Linked DNA regions of Homo sapiens: region 2 is linked to region 1. A link is a loop called in an ENCODE intact Hi-C map of the cell type or tissue named here. Cell type or tissue: HCT116. All regions are shown on one strand. Links, peaks and the distances in the headings refer to the core of each region. The heading gives the core; the rest is flanking DNA. Region 1 holds the start of TRPC7 (transient receptor potential cation channel subfamily C member 7). Region 2 has its middle 59 kb from the start of TRPC7.

Region 1 (10,769 bases), core at 1,789-9,788:
GTCGAAAGCTAAGCAGTTACCCTATTTGTATTCCCAAGAGGCTTTGTTTCAGGAGATGTAATGAACTCAGTTTCAAGGCCTGTCATCTGGGCACACACACACACACACACACAGGTAGAAGATGAGCCCAAAGAAGACTAATAATAATCTTTTTCATGGAAGTACTCAGCCTGTCCTACAATAGGCTTCTACTTCTCTCAGAAACACTTTTTTTTATTCTTAGCCATCACAACTCAACCTGAGAAAAAGCAGTTTACACTCAAGAGCATCTGAGCAGTGTGTCAGATACGAAACAGCAGCTGTCCGAGAAGAAGCTGCAATACAGCTTGATTCCACGGCACTTTTCCATTAGAGGTCTGCTCAAGAGGGAGAATAGGTCAGACTACAAGGTCAAGGGTACCCAACTATTACACAGCAACAAGCCATGGAGAGATTAACTCAAAGGAAATTTAATGACTACTGAACCAAGTCATAGCAGAGAAATATTTCACAAGGAACACGTAAGTACTCAATCTAAATTCAGAGTCCCTGTGAATATCATAGACACTGCAGCCTACAAACTTAAAGGATATTCAAGCATTGTTTGTTAATTCCACTCATTACAAAACAAAACAAAACAAAACAAAACATAAAAAGCAAAGTATTAGCATTCTCATCTTTTAGGTGAAGAAACTCTGGTAGGTCAAGTGAAAAGACTAAATCTTAAGTCCTAAGACTTTGGACAAATAATTTCTGCACAAGGGTAGGGCATCATATAAATCTTGATGTTTCTACAATAATTATGTTTTATCAAAAAAAATATGTGTATAGCTAGTACTTGGCAGACGTTAAAATGTCCTCACCATTTGACAAGCATTTTTCTGAATGACCTTGAAAGCAGACACCCAGATGTAGTAAGAAATAAACAAGACTCTTTCGCAGCCTTTAAAACCTCAGCCTTGAAAAACATTTGGATGCTCACAAAATCATCAATTCTGTTCCTTTCCTAGCAGAATTTAGCATTAAAAATGAAATCTTATGAGCCTTAGAGTCATGTATGCATATAAGCAGATAATGGCATGTGCTACTCAGTGAAATTGCTTCCAATGCGAGGGGCTTCACAATAGACTATGAAGCCATGAGAATTGATGCAGATATTGATGGAGGCCTTTTAACCTCACTGTGGCCTTTTTATTAGCTCTGACTCCCTCTTACCCTAATATCCCTCTAATGATACTTTTTAGACATTTATGCACTTGTGAATATATTCAGCCACCATATCCTTGCTATTTAATTTTGATATCACAGATATTCATGTTTTAGCTATACATATCACACGGGTTGGAAAGAATCCACAAAAGATGCTGTGTCAGAAAGATAAAGTCACATGTCTCTCAATAGTTGGTGGCCAAAGCTTACACTCATGAATCAGATGTGCTGCCCTGATGAACTCTGGAGATCTTATCACAGTTTTAGGGCCAATGATAAGCAAAATGAATCTCCCTAAAATGCAATTGGCATTTGATTGCCCTTATTTTAGTATTTTTCTTAAAAATGAACTTTGAATGCAAATACATTTTTATTTGCACATATTATTGAGATAATGTGTGATTAAATACCCCAATTAAGACACTTTGTTTTACATTTTCCAGAAATGCATACAATTAACATTTGATGTCATTTGGAAGAAGGATTCCAGCGGAAACAAAACCATATATGAGAGGAGGACTGATTATTAAACTCCCTCTTGATCCTTCAGTTGTTATTTTTATCAAGCTGCTCTTACAGATGCATCAGCCAGTCTGAAGGAAGCCAGATGTCATTGACCCATGAAAAGTATAAATCTTGTGCCCTAAGTCCAGCTGCAGATGAGCATGGCCATAAAGCCTTTTGGAGACAGAAATTGTGGTTAATTACTGAAGAAGAAAAGGCCACTTAATCAAAATGTTTTTTTAGAGATATTTGTTGTCTCTTTTCTAAAATGCTACATGCATCAAAATTCTCTATGGAAATTATCCAAGCTTAAAATCAATTCAGCCTGTAATATTCCCCAACTGGATATAGAACCAAACAGAATCTAGGAGTCAGATCAAACACCCAGGAAAACTCAGCTTTGATCTGTGCATCTTCTCCCAAGAGTACATATTCTGAGTATTAGTCTAGAGCAACAGTGATGAAATAGTCATTTGGAGTCTTCTCCTAAACCACAGTTCTCTTGCCAAAATAAAGGGAGTAATAAAGCCCATTCCTCATGTTCCTCAGGAGCACAGTGAGGATTAAATAATGTCTACCAAATGCCCTGGATACCATAACACTTTATACAAATGTTCATGACAATAATGATCAAAATCTTACCTATCAATGCACTTAGGTACACAATTATTAGAATTGTCTCACATTTTACTGTACATTGATATACTCAGCTTAGCTATTTTTCTAAATGACTATACAATAGTTATATTTAACATATATTACACATTTACCATGTAGACACTGTCCTAAGTGCTTTACATAAATTACTGTTTTAAATAAATTATCTTCTGATAAGGTTAGCTATTTTCCTGAATGACTATTTAATCATAGTGACTAACATTTGTTTCACATTAACCATGTGCCAGCCACCATGCTGAGTAATTTATGTACATTGTCATTTATATTTATTTATTCATTTATTTTTCAAATAAGATATAAAGAGAAATTTAACATTATAGATACTCAACACAATAAAGCCAGCCTGTAAAGACAAATGGCAATGTAATGATGAATGAATTGTAAATATAAACATATAAAAAAGGAGGTAAGTACATAAATCATTAAGCAAAAATGATTAGAAATGTATAGCGAACATGACACATTTGAGAACATGCATTATCATTTTAAGTTCTCACAAACTATTACATGGTTTAGGTGCTATTGTCATTCCCATTTAACAGATGATGAAGTGATGGTCAAATTAATTAACCACTTTTCCGAAGCTACACAATGTGTCAGTGGTGGACTCACTATTAAGGATCTAGTCTGTCTGCTTTGAAAGTTTGTGCTTTTGGCTAGTATGCCACTGCCAGCCATCTTCTTTTTGTCTTTCTGTTTTTTTGTTTTGTTTTGTTTTTTGTTTTTCTGAGTTTCTTTAGGCTATAACTTTTTCCATTAGAGTTCAAGATCCTTGAGGGTAGGGAATACTCGTGTATATGGCATATGCACCTGGTGCCCTGTACTCCTGATGCCTTGCATATGGTGCTTGGTCAATCAACTTAATTCATTCCTAAATATTTGAATCTGGGTTGATCATTTAAGAAGATCAGTACACTGGAGCTGTTGGTGTTTACCAGCATCTTCCTTCTCACAAAATGCAGGAGCCATATAATTCTATGACTGTTATTTCCTACTTATGACTGGCAACATTTAAAATAAGGTATGAATTCCTAAGTAAAATCAGTTTCTAATTAGCTCCACTATAAATTATGGCCCATAAGTTGCTAGATGAAGCAGCTAATATCAGAGGGCATATGATGTCCCTTGGTGACTGAGCAGAAAATTGAGACATTCTCACTTCTTCACACTACTCCTGAAAATTTTTACATATTTCCCAAGGCATCCAACTTATTTCTAAGTATCACCTTCCTTTTTCTGTTGAAATTGAGGTGAGATAGTGAACGTAAACTATTTATCATTGCCTTGTAAGTGCTCTAGTGAAATTGGATATTATTAGCTCTATTTAACTTATTACAAATATATTAATTGTGGGTTTAAGGCATTTAAGTTCCCATCTAAGCTACTGATAATAATTTGCTTGTACAACATATATACTTTAAATAAAAGAAAAAAAAGATATATACCTAACTACCCCAAGGTATACACGAGTTCATACATTTCACCAGTTAAATCCTACAGGAAACAAGCAAAGTATCCTTCTTTTACTCATTAAAATGTTTTATATTAAGATATACTTTCCAAATAATTCTACTAATGTGGGATGGTTTTTCCATTGCATCTTGGAATAAAAATATTATCTAGTGTTCCTGAATGTTAATAAGTGTTTCTATTAGTAATTTATTTTCTACCAAGTAACATCATTTAGAGAAGAAGTTATCCTCAGTTTTTTCAAACTGTCCTAGGTACCACCTATCCAAATATAACTAGTGCTTTGTATGTGCTTCTATTTTTCTTTTTACTTTTAAAATCCTTATTTTCCTATTTGGAAGTTGGAAGTTATGAAACTGGATGTCTATATCTCATTGTGTATAGCTCCAGGTGGAGCTGAAACAAGTTTTGATAGCTTTATTTTTAAAAAAGATTTTTCTTGAAATAAAATAGATATGTGTAACCTTTTGATGATTTCACTGACCTCTATGATAAGAGTCTGAAATAAACATCTACTACTGAGAAAGAAAGAGAGGCCCTTATATTATGAAATGACAATACTGAAAAAAAGTAACATGCTTAATATTTATATGGAGGGAAATGTTGATTGCCTTTACTAAGCAAGAGCTCCTGGTAGCTCTCATCCAAGATACCGCATGCATTCTGCAATTAGCCTCAATGAGGCTCCACATAGTTCTGATTTTTTTCTGGGTTAATTACTGCCTAAAGGAGTTATCTAGTCTACATGCACCTAAGTTTAGGAGCAAGTGTTTTTGGAAATAAATATTTATGAAAGGGTAATTGTGACATAGAAGTTTGGTAAGCTTTTAAATAATTGAATCAATGTCATTGTTAAAAAGATCTTGGAGATTGGGTTTGCATCACATCCATAATGAATATTCTGGATTTAATGTGAATTCATTCATAAATTTGATGTGTACTCGGTGCTTCAGAAATAAGACCCACCAGCAGGTGGCATTCTGAGGCAAAAATTCACTGAGTGCCACCAGACAGGGTCAATCATTATTGCCTTTTCTGAGTCTACCCTGAATCCATTACGCCTCTAAATTATAATTAATAGCAATAGCATTTTGGTTGTGTCTACTCAATCATAGGTAAATGAATTTACAACTTCAAACTTAAAGGGGAGATTATGAGAGTTTCAAAGCTCTGCCTAGATTACACCTCTTTCATTAGGAGCATATTTGTTATTTTGAAATGGATGTCTAAAGGAGATACATAGCTCAGACCATATTTTCAACAAGAAGAAAAGAAAAATGACAATCTCTTTCTTGCCACCTGTAGTTCTTTAACAGTGGCTACTTATTAGAATATAACCCTCTCCCTTCTCTCACCCCTATATTTATATTATGATAAATACAACCACATAAATACATTAGAAAGCTGTCAGTAGTGAAGGGAAAGAAGAGACAACACCTATACACTCATCTAGGAATAAAACTATATTACTCTAGCACAAAAGGAATAGGCTACCGACATGAGTTGTCCGTTTCTAAATGGCTTTGAAAACTTAGACATTCTATAAAAGAAAAAAAAAATTTCTTCTACCAACTCAACAAATAAGAAAGATCTCAGATCCATCTAAAAATCTAAGCAGTGCACTAGAGGAAGAAGGCTGATAAATGAAAGTTCAATTACATATTTTAGCGAGAACACAACCTCTACTGGAAAAAAAAATCAATATGAAAGAACCATCATAGCTGCTTACATTGAGGGTGTAATACGCAGGCTTGTTCCTCCTCTAGATGACCGGAATCCGGTGTTGAGTCGCCAGAAGCTGGCTCCCCATGGGTGGTAGCCAAGGATGTACCGCTCTCCGTGGTGCTGAAGTATAGAGCTGGTCAAGTGAGTTAAGTTGCAACGATGTGAAAGCGCGCTCCTCTGTTCTTTGTGTTGCAGTGGTAAAAACTCGCCTTCCGAGGCAGAACCGTGTTACCGTCCTTTTCCTAATCGGGGGGAAATTTCCCAGAGAACATGACGGAGAAGCATCTGTGTGAGAGTGGCATGCGGCGTGGTGATGGGTTGGTATAGTCCCCACCCCCTCTCCCCGACGTAGCTTGAAAGGGAGGTAGCAACTCTTTCTTCCTGCCATAGCTCCTCAGGATTTCTACCTGCCCTTTCCTCTGCCCCAGAATAGTACATCACACACACACACACACACACACACACACACACACACACACACACCTCGTTATATAAGGCAGCATGTTCTGACTTCTGAGGCAGAATATTCATTGGTTTAAACAAATGAGGAATGAGGAATGAGGAATGAGCTGGTTTCCTACCTGTTGTGTCTGTGTGTTTACAGAGGGAGGGGGTTAAGAAGAAAACTAAAACCAGAGAAGCCTAAAGAGCGATAGAAGTAGTTTTCTTCCGTAAGTCTCATCACCACACCACACTTTGTCTTCTGTGAGTGATGTATCTTCCAACTTTACTATTTTGGTTCATGATCTTTTAGCATTATCTAGGATCAGGAAGAGGTCAGTGGTGTAGAACAAGTCTCACATTAGTAACAAGACTAAAAGGGTTAGCTTTCATTTGCAACTTTCCATTTTTTGAAACGAAATTCTCAATCCAAAATACCATTTCCCCAACAGTTCCCACGCTCACCAATTGCTATGTAACCAAATGGTCTATGATTCTTAAACACTGAGGTACTTTAATGACATCATTGGAAAGAAACCGTCTTAACTGAAATATTGCCTGTGTATGAAAAACCACAGTTGCTTCTACAATCTACCTGGGTTACTTACCAATAAATCAGAGTGGTTATTTTCTGAAATCAACTCACAGCTTAATAACTGACACTCTGTAAAACTGTTGCTGTGTGCACTTGCAATACTTAGGGCTAAGGAGTTGCTTATAATGTATTGTACACATGACCATTCTAGTTTTACATCCAAATGAGATTGCATTGGTTTGTTAATATGCTACTAGTATTTTCTCTGAAGATAACATGATATGTGGGAAAAGACCTTGGGATTTTGATTCACTTATTAACTGTGTGACCTTAGACATAACACTTAACCTATTGAATCTCAGTCTTCTCATATGTGAATGGTTGGTAATAATAGGGTTTATAATGCCTTTTACCAATTGTCGTGGTGATAATTAATTGAAAAATCATGTACAAATAACTCCAAAGAGCTGGCATTTAAGGTGTGCATGATAAGTTTGAAAGTTCGTTTTAATTTTTTAAAAATTTGAGACAGGGTCTCACAGTGGTACAATCACGGATCACTGTAGCCTTGACCTCCCAGGCTCAAGTGATCCTCTTGCCTCACCCTCCACAGTGGCTGGGAATACAGGCACATACCATCAGACCTGGCTAATTTTTAATTTTTTAGTAGAGACCTTGTCCCACTATGTTGCCTAGGCTGGTGTCGAAATCCTGGGCTAAAGCTATCCTCCTGCCTCGACCTCACAAAGGGGTGGGATTACAGGCATAAGCCACAATACTCGACCCAGTTTGAATGTTCTTTCTCCTCTGCTTGCTCAATAGAAGTTAAGGTAGTTCTCTAGTTGTGGGCATGGTAGTGTGAACCTGTAGTCCCAGCTACTTGGGAGGCTGAGGAATAAGGATCACTTGAACCCAGGAGGCTGAGGTTGCAGTGAGCTGAGATCATGCCACTGCACTCCAGCCTGGGTGACAGAGTGAAATCCTGTCTTGAAAAGCAAGCAAACAAACAACAACAACAACAAAACCCTCCAAAAAGACTGGCAACAAATGCATTTTATTCTTATAAGCCTCCACGCAAGTTTTACAATATTAATAATTATGTTTCATTGGATAAAATACCATTCTAAAAAGAAATTTTCTAATATCAAGGCTTTCTTAAAAAAATTACAGGCTTGAAGGATACAGAAATTTTATTTTTTATTAGAATCAGAAACAAGTAGATTTAATGCATTTGAATAAAATGCTAATGAATTAAGAGCTCTTTAGTATTGCAATGAAGTGGAACAAAATATAAATGTGAAGCCAATAAAAGTGTCTTACACAACCACAAAGTTAGAAGATTATCTCTGACAAGTGATAATATCCTTTTGATTGGGATCCTCATCATCATGATTAGTGAAGTAGTGTAGAATGAGATAACTCTTAATTATACAATACTTTTAAAAGAATACTGGTTTATGGCTTTTAGTTAATGACGGAATTGAAGTCTCATTATATTCTGTTTTTAATAAACAGCCAAGAGTGTATTTTCATAAAACTCTGACATGAATAATGTCCTTGTTTTCAGTATTGATAAGCTCATTAAAAAATTAAACCATATTTCAGAAAGTTGTGCCAATGATGGTATGACAGTCAAATGTATATATATATATATATTTTATATCTCTCATACACACACACATATATATATGTATGAGAGAGAAAAGAAATGAGTTAATTGTTTTATAGATGTATTCATTAATTGAAGACAAGTCAGAGTCAGGCCAGACAGCTCTTCAAAAGTGATAAGATGACATTTTGCAAAGGATCCAATCTTCGGGATCCTTATAATTGGAGTACTTTATCATTTCCAGAGCATATCATACACAGATATTTGGTTCAATGGGGCAAATACTTGTAATCTGAAAAAATGTTGCATCCATATCAAATTATCATTTTCAATATATAAAACACAGAAGTAATTAGGACTTCACTATCAACAGTGAAAGTTCAGAAGGTGCTCAGCTTTTGGACTAGAGGATGTCTAAATTTCCTGCATAAGGACTTGAGTTTTGCATCTCCCAGTCTCAACCCAACATAGGCTCACAGTAGAATTTAGTGGTTAAGAGTGTGTACAGCTTCTAGTAAAATTTTCTGTTTTAATTCCAAATTTCCTATTCCCCAAGTGTGTCCCTAAGTTTTATCACCTGTGAGATGAAAGTAACAACAGTTTCTCACTTGTAGAATTATAGCGAAGATAAAATGAGACAACACACATGAAGAGCTTACAGCAGAGCCTGGCACATAGAGCTCAGCCTATGTCAGCTTTCACTATTGCTTAACAACTCACCCTGTGACTGAACAGTGAACATACTATTGATCTGTGGTTCTCAGACTTTGTGTGCTCCAGTATCGCCTAACTAGCCTGTTAAAAATATAAACATACAAATTTCTCGTTCCCTAGAAAAATAAGCACTTTATCTCCTTAAGAACCTAAAGTGATTCTGATGCAGATGATTCATAAATCACACTTTTGGGAAACACTGTTATTGTCTATTGAATGACTAGGTCGTTTTAGAAACCAAAGCCATGAATATGAAGGTTTATTTCAAATAAATGAATCTTTTGGGAGACTCATTCTCCCTTTTCTCCCCTCTCAGAATGTTCCTTAAGTCTATGCAACTTTGTGTGGTTATTAGTCAGGTCTGGCTCTTTCTCCTAGATAGAAATATATTGAGCAGACTTCTTAGGCATTAGATTTAAGGAATTAATGTAAATCAGTTTCCATAGAAAAATTCTGGCTGAAATTGCTAGAAGCCACTATACTGAACCCACTTAAAAAGTAGATCTCTCTCATTTTGATTAATGACAGCATCACCGTAAATCTTCTTTAGAGTGAGCACAAAATCTGGGGAAAAATTTTGTGCTGTAGACTGTTCTCAAGTAATGAAAAATTGTGTTTTTATTTACAAACAGGGAGTGACTGGAAATAGCACTATGTCTCAAAGTGATGATAAGAATGATGCCAATTTAATTCTATTCCTATTTATGTGTTTTATGAAAAATTATTCATCTTTCAGTTTGGGCTATAACTGCAGATTTCAATGGTTATGCTTTTACAGGATTTATGTAAGCTATAATTGGCTTGTAACCTATTAAAGGTTTCTTACAAAAGCAAACTGAAACCCATATGAAATATTTATTGATTGCTATTGTTTAAATGTCTCCTCCAAAACTCATGTTGAAATTTAATTATCATTGTAATAGTATTAAGAGGTGGGACCTTTAAGAGGTGATTCATTTACGAGAGCTTCACCTTCATAAATGGATTAACACCTTTATGCTGGGAGTGGGTTACTGGGGGAGTCCAGCTTCCTTCTCTGTCTCTTGAGCTTACTCTTTTGCCTTTCACCAAGGGACAATCCTTTGCATGTGGTGCCTTCTGCCCTGTTATGACACAGTAAAAAAATCCCTCACCAGATGTGGCCCTTGATCTTGGACTTCACAGCCTTCAGAATTATTAGCCAAATAAATCTCTTTTCTTTATAGATTACCTAGTCTGTGGTATTCTATTACAGCAGCAGAAAACAGACTAAGACATTTGTATTCTGCCTTTAAAAAAAGATTTAAGATGGTGTGGTCAGAATGGAAATCCTCCTTCAATGAAAGAAGTGTGCAGGAATGGCAGTCAGTGGATAGCCTCCAGCTGCCATATCCTTCAGGGTGTGCCTCAGGTACAAAGAGCCACCTTTCCCAGGGCCACACCCTTTGCAGGATAGACTGTATTTTGTGACTGAGCAAGGTGAGAGAATACAGACCATTTCAGGAACATGCTTACGTGCAATACTCTTTCCAGGGCTTGCTGCTATATTGCCCACATTATCATAGCTTGATTTCTTCCTCTCCCCAATACTGCTTCCTCCCTTTTCCTTTTAAAAATGTTGAACCTTAATGAATATTTTTCACCTTAAACTCTATATCAGTGTCTACTTCTGGAAAACCTAACCTGTATTAATTGATATCAGGAATGGATTGAGCAACTAGGTGATAAAATGGGATGTTTGAGCTGGATTGCCACCATGTAGTTGGCGCTGACCCTATCACTGGTCATAAATGGAGCACAGATGGCCCATGAAACAAGGTGATGGTCCATTTAAGTTTTCACCTGTGGTGAATTGGGATGTTATGCTTGTGGAAGAGAATGCATTGGTAAGTGGAAAATATGCATTTGAAACTCACCAGAGAAATA
Region 2 (10,769 bases), core at 1,783-9,782, 59 kb after region 1:
GAAAGCTGGAATATCAAATCATTTGGACATATTTTTAAAGCCAAGGCAGTGTCTAAGCTTAAAGTAAACTTCAAAAAAAATGTGAAGCATAAGTGCTCAAGAGGCTCCGACAGTCCAGGAGAGACAGTCCAGGAAAGGAGAGAAGCTGTCTGGACCTGTGTAGACAGCGTAGGGTCAGTGTGGGCACAAGCTGTCCTCATGGATAAAAGAAGAGTCAAAGCAACAGTCAGAGTCCTGATGAGAGAGGAAAAGTTCCAAAGCAGAAGGAGCTGAGATCAGAAAAGACAGGGAAGTCCAGGCACGTTATCTCATGCCTGTGATCCCAGCACTTTGGGAGGCCAAAGAGGCAGGATCACTAGAGGCCAGGAGTTTGAAACTAGCGTAGGCAACATAGTGAAACTTAATCTCTACAAAAAATTTTAAAAAGTTAACCAGGCATGGTGGCTCATGCCTGTAGGTCCCAGCTACTCAGGAGGCTGAGATGGGAGAATCATCTGAGACCAGGAGGTCAAGGCTGCAATGAGCAGAGATTGCACCATTGTACTGCAGCCTGGGTGACAGAGCAAGGGTCTGTCTCCAAAAAAAAAAAACAAAAAACAAAAAAAAACAGAAAAGACAGGAGACAGCTGTGATGGAGTGGTCAGTGAGCAGGGTCTGCCAAGGCGAGGAGGTAGACAGTGCAGGCCTGGCTCACAGGCCAGTGTCGGGGTCAGAGGAGCTGGAGGCTGATCTGTATACCTGGGAGGCTGCAAGAGAGGGGAAAGGGTTCTGGAGGCACAATGTGGCTCAGCCACTTACCTGCTCTGAGGCTTGTGGAAAATTATTAATTTGCCATTTTTGTTGGATGATGATGAATATTGACAGATTCATGTGGTTCATCTGAATATTTTGCCTCCTTGAACCTTGGTTTCTTTAGTGCTGAGATGGAGATGATAGCATGTACCCCGAAGTGTTGACATTGAGATTAGAGATAACACGTGCCAAGGGCCTAGTCCCATGTCTGGGAATTGGGAGACACAATAAATGGTAGTCCCTTTTGTTACCAGGTTGGCCAAGGTGGGCACAATGGCTGAGACATCACAAGAAGGAACTCGGGATCACTTAGCTTAAGAAACAAAGAACCATATTCATTCCTGACCCTCTCTAATTCACTTAAGCAGCCTCCCTTCCTATCTGGGCCTCTGAGTTCCCATTTTAAAAATGAAGAGATTGGCCTTAGAAAAACTCTAATGGCCAATGAAGCTGGGAGATAAATGAAACAAAATACTCACCCCCCTACACGGTATAAATTGCTGTATTTTCACTAGGAAAGTGGAGCATCAAGCTGATGAAATAAGTAATGGTAATTCTAGCCCTACATTTTGTTATTAAGGTTAAGTTGTCTCTGTGTGTGTGTGCATGGGGAAGTGGGGGAAAGGGGTATATGTGAACGTGTAGTGTGTGTGTGCCTGTATTATGTTGTGTGCATGTGTCCTGTTAGGTGTCTGGCTGAGTCTTTGGGTGTATCTGTGTTTCTCTGTCTTTGTCTATGGGTAGAGGGATGAGGGAAGAAGTGAAGGTAGTAGCCAGAGGGGAGAGACCATGAATATTTACTGTGCTTCTCTCAGTGCCAGGGGCTCGGGATCTAGCAGTCACAGGTGGGGGTCTCTGTCTTTGTGGGACTGTTGCTTTAGTAGGTCCAACACTGCTTCATTCTGCACTCTCAGAAACAGAGTGACCCTCGGTTTCTGAGTTGGAGAATGGAGTTTCCAGAGCCTTGGAAATAATATAAGGCCCATATTGCAAATGTTTATCTTGCAGTCAGAAGCTGCAGGCCCCTGAGGAGGTCAGTGTGGATTATTCCTCTTACTGGGAGTTCTACTAGAGAAGCCTCATCTCTGGGTAGGACTAGGGGCTGCAATGATTGATGTGGCATAGGAGCAGGGGGCAGCTGGCCTTGAGCTTGCGTGTAGAGCAATTAACATTTTTATTGCTCCCCCACCCCTGACCCCTTCAGAAAACAACACTTGGCTAAAAGCCGAGCTTTCCAATTATGCCATCTATAAATTTAGTGACATTGGCAAGAGAAGCAAAGAAAGAGAGTGTTTGCTTTGGCTCAGGGCTGATTTCCATCCTCTCACTCTGTCCCTCCTGCTGAGAGCTTCCCCATGGAGCATTTGAGGAAAGATAGGAAATAATCATTCAATGGTTACAATGGAGATTGTTGGTTTACGGAGCTAACATATGCTCCCATATGTACTTTCTTTATTGGAAGATTATACCTCATCAACTCATTTCCTTGTCAACCCAGGCAGAAACTAAAGTGCACCCAGATCTCATCAATAAAAGGGGCAAAATTAAATTCATCAAAGAAATGGATGAAACAGGGTCTGAAAGCACATGCCCAGGATCGTGGCTATGCTTGCACTAAGGCGAATATTCTGGCTACACTGGAAGTTGCTTTCCTTGAAGATGTCTTCTGATATTTATCTCAGTAAGGGTTTCTGCAGCTTTGTCTGTGTATCTCTTATATTCTAAGTTCCTTGAGCCTGGGACTGCATGTATATGTTACCCAGGAGGGCTTAAGAAATTCAAGAGCTCTCTGGATGAATGGACATGTTGGAGAGTGGGCATGCTTGGGTCAGGGCTTGTTGTGTGCCAGGCACTGTGCTCAGTTCACCATATAGGTGAGGATCCATGTAGGATCTCAACTCTTCCCGAGGCAGCAACCAATGTAAGTTGTGGCTCACAGAGAATCAGTAGAGAGGAGTAAGAGAATGAGCAGCTCTCATCCTCCCTTTGAAGAGGGTCCTAAGGCATGCAGTCCCAACAGCTGGCAGAAGGGATGCCCCAGCGGCCAGCCATCTTCTTCGCCATCCTGGTTGTTGAGTTCTGAACCTTATCGTTAAACAATAGTCAATTCCACCAACAGATGTCATGCCCTGAGATAGAAATGGGTACTAAAATGAGAAGCAGGAGGCCAGTGAGTGTGGGCACATTTTGGATGACTGCACAGGGCAGACATAGTAGCTCTACCCTCCAGGCTGGTGTGTCATCTATGTCTGGGGGGCATGGAGCTTAATGCCCACTGGGCATCAGGCACAAGTTGGTGTATCTGTTAGATCAGGAAGTGAGCCAGCCGAAATTCTCATTGCACCAGGCACTAAGGAGCCTCCTGGAGAGAACTTATCCTAACGGCAGAGGAACCAGGCAGGGCAAACTTGAGAAGTGTCAAGTGTTATCCAATGAAAAGACCTTCTTCCTTGTTTATCTCTGATCTTGTGCTCTGTCTGATGGATGACTGAGGTCTGTGGTGAGCAGGCTGCTGGAGGGGGCTCTAAGGGAAGTGACCAAGGAACATTGCTTCTGGGCCCCTCTGAGAGCATAGGAACCCCGCCTCCAAGAGCATATAAACCATGCCACTCCCCACACACCTCTTCATGATCTTTTGCGATTTTGAGCACCCAGGGACCTCTCAGAGAGCAGCAGCATCTGGGTTTGGCACTGGGGCCTTCAGAGCCACTGATATGTCCAGTAGTATGGTGCTGCCCAGAGAAATGATGGCACCAGGGGAAGTAGAGGTGGAGCTCACAGGGTGGCCTTGACTCAAATCACATGGTAGTGTGGTCTCAATGGTGAGATTCTACTCTCCTGTGCCTGAAACTAGGTGAGTGCCCTCTTAATATTTCGCGCATTGTTGAATGCAGAACTCACCCTTTCTTGGCTGTTCATAATACAATAGTAGGTTTTTATCTCTTACTAATTTGGGTCCGGAAGTCCACTTCTTTATTTGGAAAGAAAAAATCGAAGCATTTTCAAAGAACTGATGTGCTGAGTTGGGCCATCATGTTTATTATATCATTTTCCCCTAAAGGCTTCAATTTACCAAAAACTGTACTTTAATACTTGATCATGCTGTTCCCTGTCTTAATTTTTTTTTAAACATAGCTGCATTTGCAGAGAACCCCTTGTGGATTAAGAAGCCTAGAAACATCCATGTTGGTATCTGCACTGAGAGGGTCCTCTGAATGCATCAGAGGTATGCATTGGTACTATATGGCAGGTACTATATATTTTTTAGAAGTTGGAGATGCTGCCATTTGAGGAGTTGAAGGCAATTTCCACATTTTTGAATGAACACTGCAACTTGTCTTTGGGGGTAGATCCTCCTACGTTTCCGCAAGCACTCTCTCCGGTGGGGTTGGGAGGGGCTTCCAGTCATGCAGATGTTGGGTAATTAAAAACCACCTCATTTTTCTTGGGGAAGCTCCCACATGTACCAAACAACAAAATGGAAGTCCTACAAACTGAGATTCTGAGTGTTCTGTTCTGAAAAGACAGCTGGTAATGCTGGCAGTGTGTCCTCTCTGAGCTGGAGCTTGTTCAGTTTCATTCTGTTTTGTTCTTACCTCTGTGTTTGACCTGCCCATGCCCAGTGTTAGAAAACACATGTGTCTTCTCACTCTGGCATCTGCTGACAGAAGAAGGGAGCTAGGACCAGATGAGGGCGAGAGGGGCACCTGTCTGAACTCATCTCTTTCCGGTGAGGAAAGACTATGAACAGGACCAGGGTCAAGCTTAGGCAGGGTAGATTGGACCATTGTTATAGTTCTTGGGCTGTTATTTTATTTATTTATTTTTTTGAGACAGGATCTGGCTCTGTCACCTAGGCTGGAGTGCAGTGGTACGCACGATCTCTGCTCACTGCAACTTCTGCCGTCCAAGCTCAAACCATCCTCCCACCTCAACCTCCTAAGTAGCTGGACTACAGGTGTGCACCACCACGCCCAGTTAATTTTTTGTATTTTTTGTAGAAACAGGTTTCACCATGTTGCCCAGGCTGGTCTTGAACTCCTGAGCTCAGGTCATCAGCCTGCCTTGGCCTCCCAAATTGCTGGGATTATAGGCGTGAGCCACCATACCCAGCTTTGGGCTGTTATTTATTGTAGTAAAAAGCCAGATACTGTTGGGTTTTATGACTTTTTTTTCCAGGGTGCACTTGCGGGTGGCTTCCTGAGGAAGTAGAGGTTTCCATTGTCAACCTGAGAAGAAGTTAATTCTAGAGCAGGAGGGTTGCTGGCATTGGATAGAGGGTATAGAAGGACTATGTTCCTAATCTGGGGCCAAGAGTGCAGAGGGGCTTGGGAGACAATGTGCATGAAGATGTCTGGAGCATCCTGGTGGAGGCGATGAGTCAGGTCCCGCCATCGGGGACAGGCTGGGAGGTGCACAAGGACCAGCCTCTCTACACACTCTGTGTGAGGCAGAGCCCATGGGCCTTTGCAATGGCCAGCTCCAGGAGAATGGAGTTGCCTTTTGGGAAGATGTATGCTTCCCTAAATCTGTGCAATGAGAAATTGAAAAGCAAAATGTCCTCATCCCAAAGCTGGGATGATGTGGTCATCAGCAGCCAGACTAGGAAGAAGCAGCAGCTGTGTCTGGCCAGACAAGGAGGTCTGAGAGGAAGAGCCTGGAGCAATTACTGGGAATTTGCTAGAGAGATTTCTATAAACAGGGCTTAAATGCTAATCATTTAGGTATAAAAATAGTTACTTTGATGTGTGTCATGGGTTGGTGAGGATATGGATTCCTGGTTTCCATGGGGATCCCCACAAATCTCAACAATACGTTGTTTTTCTTTATAAAAATTAAAATTAATTATATTAGTGTGTGGGATTCATGCCAGGCCTGTGGAATGGAAAATGCAGGGAGTACTCTTTGGACCAGAAAGAAAAAGGCTGGGAGGGGTTAGGACTTATGTGCACAGGGTCAAACCTATGCAAGTGTAGACACAGGGAAATAAATTTGTTCTGTACACTTACACACACTGGCACTGGAGGGTGACAGGGCTGAGTCTGTCATTCTCCTTTACTGTAAACCATTGTTCCTGGGGCGGGATACCTACAGGGCTGACCACCAGGTTTTTAAAACAGAAAAGAGAACCCAACAGTGTGGCATTCTTCAAGATGATTTGATGGAAAATGTAAGAGATGAAAGGTTCAAACATTTTGCCTTTTCAGACTCTGGTATGAGGAATCAGTAAGAAAATGAAAATAATGGGTTTCTGAAATTAGCACTGAAGTCTGATTTTAGTCCAAGGTGAGATTCCAATTTCCTGTTACCTTGACCTGCCCCCACGACCTCAGTTTCCCCTCAGTGAAATGCCGGGTTATACTAAACGCCTGCTCCTTTGCAGTTGTGATGCTCTAGGCCTCTGCGATGGGGCTACCACTTGCCTGAGACTTGGTCTCTCAAATGGAGATGCTTAGCCTGCTGCCCTTGGCTATGCACACATTGGTGGCTTAAGCAGAGGAAGGCTGTCTTTCAGTCGCCAAGCATGACAAGGAAAAAGGCCTTCATTGCCTAGACAGCCTGCATGCCTGAAGGCCCTTTGCCACCCTGCAGCGCCCCCTGGTGTTTCTAGGTGTCATGCATAGGCATCCTCCCGAGTCCCTTGCATGAAGCCAGGAACCTATTCTATAACGCAGAGAATCCAAGTTGGGGGTGTCAGGATTGCTAGGTCATTTCTCTCTGCCCACCAGATAACAATATTAAAATCCCGGTTATCCCCAGTAGAAAACCAGAAAGGCGCATTAAGCATGAATGCTGTCATATTTCATTTCTGTGTTATACTGAATTCAAAGCACACAAAACATGAAAAGAACAGAACTTCTTTCTCTAGAAACAGCTATTTCTCATCAGCTTTAAATTAAAAGCATGTTCTGGGCAGTCCTTGGCCTTCGACAGCCTGCGTTCATATCAAGTTCTGGTTTACAAGCAGCTGCTGTGTGATTCTGGGTATAACAGTTATCTGTAATTGAAATCACCATAAAACAAATCCCCCCTTCACTGGTGGAGTCGGTAATCAACATCAGGAATGCAGCATTCAGGACCCATAAAATATGCAAGATTAATTTGCTGAACTCCGTTCAGGCTTCCAACAGCTCTGTCACCTGGGGCCAGAGGAGCAGCAAATTCATTCTGAACCTCCACTAGTTTCAAGATATCAAAAGTGGCCTCCTTCATGTCGCTGTCTTCTGCAGTGCGTCTCTGCCTTTGCAGATACTTTCTGGAAAAATCAAACAGTCTGCCAAGGTTATTTGGCTGTGGAGATGCTGAAGTGCTCCATCTAGTTCCTTTCTTCCCTCTTCATTTCTTCCCATCTCAGTAATCTTCCTGCAGACTTCTATAGCCCCAGACTAGGAAAAACAGAAGATCCTGACTTTGGTCAGTGCACCGGACATTCCTGCTTAGATATCATATCAAGGAAGAAGAAATACCTAATGGCAAAGCATTAGGATTTGAGTTAGGTCATCAGCAGCCAGACCAGGAAGACGGCTCAGTGGGTTGCAGTATCTTGCTCAGGCTCCCCCAGAAAGACTCCAGAGCTGGTTGTTGGTTGGGTTCTAGTAATGGTTAAACAGTGTGTAACAGGTGTCCACAGTACAGTCAGGCCCCTTTCCTCTTCGTATTTTTCATGCCCTTGCTACTCCAGCCAAATGAAGTGACTTGCAGTTTGCAGCATGACTGGTCACACTTTGCACCCATATTTTTGCACATGCTGCTGCTTCTCTCTGGCATGTCATGATCTAATCTGGTCTCGTTCCAGCTCTGCTTCTTGCTGCCATGTCTCCCTGAGCAAGTTGCTGTTCTTTGAGTCTTAGGTCCCATTTTAAAGAGAGAACCTTGATTGCCAAAATACCTTTTAATTCTTTTATACTTGGATTTTACAAGAAAGTCTGGGTAGACATTTTTAGGTTTCAACTTCCTCTGTTCAGTCTGGTCTGTTACTTTGTTACTTCAGCAATTTTCGATATTCCAAAAATCTTGTTGATGCCACTCTCCCCTTTTGCCTACTCTGTTTTCTTTGGGCTTGCATGTAATACATCCTTTGTTCCTTAACTATTATCTTCAAAAAGTTTTGAGAGTAGTCAATATCAACATACTTGTTAATTGCCATGCTTATCATGAAGACTCCCGACATTTCTTCTTTCAAATAAGGTGATACAGTAATAGTCTAATTATTACAGATGAGGAAATAGAGGCCCAGAGAGGTTTAGAAAATTGCCCAAAGCCACACAGGTAGTAAGTGGCAGTAGAAAGATTAGAATCTAAAGGTTGCCTTTTAATAAAACCCCTGTTCTTAGTGACTAGGTTGTGCTGTCATGAACACATGACAAATGTGTTCATCTGTCGATACTGTGAACTGGGCTCCTGTTTGTCCACCTTTACATGCTGCTCAGTTCTTAGCACACTGACAACACCAACATTCTGAGCTAAAAAACGAAACAAAACAAAACAAAAAACAAAAACAAAACCCAAAAAAACACATGGACCAGGCAAAGAGACCAAAGCAAAGGATATTCTCACAGGCCCTTGAGAGGCTGATTGCCGGCCTTTCCCCCTCAAGCGCCTGTCAGAATATCCTTTGCTTCAGTCACTTTGCCTGGTCCATGATATATTATGCACAGACAGAAGTGTGCCTTTTGTCATAATTTTAATTTCTACATATAAAATATATACTCCTGTGTCCCCCTGATGTGGTGGTTGAGATTACAGTGAGGAAGACAGTGTAGGGATTTTTTTCCCCCCAAGAACACACTATCATTTTTTTTTTTAAATTGAAATTTCTACTGATGCACTTATAGATTCACATACAGCTGTACAAAACAATACAGGGAGATCTTCCTGTGTGCCCTTTCTCGCTTTCCCTGGATAGTTACATCTTGCACTTTATTCATTCTTTTAGCTGCCTAAATATTATATTGACATATTTTCATTATCAAAGATTCAAATAATATGGAAGCATAAAGGAACAAACATGGAGGTCCTTCTTTAACCACCTGGCTCTTCTCCTGGGCTCTCTCTTCACCCCAGGTGCCACTTTATTCTGCTCTGACTTCTTCTTCCTTCACACTCCTTCCTTGTTTTGTTATGATGGCCAACATGATCCTGGGGCAGAGTGGGATCTGGGGATTTCTGGCTGACTCATCACCTTCAACACTCCGGGGAATCCGGCCTCTCTTCCATGATGATCATAGGTGGCATGGGCAACCTTTGATCTCAACTCTTCTTCTAATTATCTGGCATCTTTTCAATTCCTGTTGCCATCCTTTTCTCTGTACCCAGTCAGAAAGGAATAATTTCTATTCTACAATAGATACAATAATACATTTTCTATACCTGGTAATATTAATAACAAATAGTACAAATAATTAATTAGTAGAAGACAGATATTTTATTTGTTTTATTTGACAGATATTGCCAGACATTGTTCTAAGCACTTTATAAAATATTAATTCATTTAATCCTATAGCAACTCTATGAGGAAGGCATCATTAGTATTTTTACCTTGCAGGGGAGTATATGAGGCAGAGAGAGGTTAAGTATTTTGCCCAAGGTCACACGCAGCTAGTAAATGATGGAGACAGGATGCAAACCCATCAGTCTGGCTCTAGAGTCTGTGCTCTTAACCCCTTATCAGACTCACTGAGAGTTGGAAGGTTCACCCCCTTTCCTTCCCTTCCCTTCTCTCCCCTCCTCTCCCCTCCCTTCCCCTCCCCTTTTTTAATATTGACACATTCCCCCAACATTGACACCTATCTTGCAGGCTATAAATATGTTCTAATATTTAAACCTTGAAAAGGCACATACCCTAACTTATCATTTGTCCCTGTGCACTGTCTCAAGCTCCTACCCCATCTCTCTCTTTCCTATGCTATTTCCTACAAGCCTGGAAAGACTCTTCTATAACTGCTGTCTCAATTCCTCATCTAATTCACCCTTGGGCTCACCGCAGTCAGAGCTTCTATCTCAGTCACTCAGTAGAAGCTACTCTGCCATGATCAAAACTGTCATTTCCTTTTATCTCTCCATATATTGATGTGATTAATTATATTAATGCATTTCCTACCATGGAAACATTCTGCCATTAACATCAGTTTTCATTATTTAAACTCAGTGCTGGATTCCATTTGCTAATATTTTATTTATGACTTTGGTTAGTATCAGATGGACAGACTCCTTTTTGAAACTCGGGAAACATAGGAAGTTCTTTCTAGTTCATTTAGTTTCCTTGTTAATTTATAGGGGTCAGTTTCCTTGTATAAATGGTTTTACTCTGTATGTAGTTCATGTCTCTCCCCATGGGATGTCTACCATTTACCGTTTAAAAGGTAAACAGCTTTCTGCCTGTGGATGACACTGAGGAAATATTGTTAAAGTCCCTCTTCTGACTGTCATTGTGTCTAAGTCAGAGTCTCCTAAAGAGGCTGAACAGCTGCAGAAGCTCTCCATCAAAGAGTTGGGCTTTGAAACAACCGATGAATGTATGAGGAGCCATTTTGAGCAATGGGGAACGCTCACGGACTGTGCGGTAGTGAGGGATCCAAACACCAAGCACTCCAGGGGCTTTGGGTTTGACACATATGCCACTGCGGAAGAGGAGTGGATGCAGTCATGCATGCAAGGCACACAAGGTGGATGGAAGAAACACGGAACCAAAGAGAGCTGCCTCAAGAGAAGATTCTCAAAGACCAGGTGCCCACTTAACTGTAAAAAAGATACTTGCTGGTGGCTTTAAAGAAGACACTGAAGAACATCACCTCAGAGATTATTTTGAACAGTATGGGGAAATTGAAGTGATTGAAATCATGACTGACAGAAGCAGTGGCAATAAAAGGGGTTTTGCCTTTGTAACCTTTGATGACCATGACTCTGTGGATAAGATTGTCATTCAGAAATACCATCCTGTGGGAATGGCTACAACTTTGAAGTAAGAAAAGCCCTGT

What was found. A loop is a pair of places that touch in the nucleus more often than their neighbours do. Peaks named below come from ENCODE experiments on the same cell type or tissue, not always from the same donor. Only the 100,000 strongest peaks of a DNase experiment are listed, where the experiment ranks them.
Region 2: it touches region 1 in a loop (4-fold over the local background); 10 of 110 quality-filtered maps call a loop at or near these places.

The regions. Positions count from the first base shown.
Region 1 is chr5:136,359,684-136,370,452 of GRCh38, forward strand. TRPC7 (transient receptor potential cation channel subfamily C member 7) reads right to left here and starts at 5,862. Exons shown (of 12, transcript NM_020389.3): 1 at 5,570-5,862. The coding sequence starts at 5,571. In HCT116, for the core only: a CTCF peak has its summit at 4,802 (motif pointing right); a DNase peak (open chromatin) is centred at 4,815; H3K27me3 peaks cover 1,407 bases.
Region 2 is chr5:136,418,670-136,429,438 of GRCh38, forward strand. It overlaps the pseudogene HNRNPA1P13. Among named protein-coding and RNA genes, the nearest start is that of TRPC7, 59 kb to the left of the region's middle. In HCT116, for the core only: a CTCF peak has its summit at 6,410 (motif pointing left); a DNase peak (open chromatin) is centred at 6,382; H3K27me3 peaks cover 2,000 bases.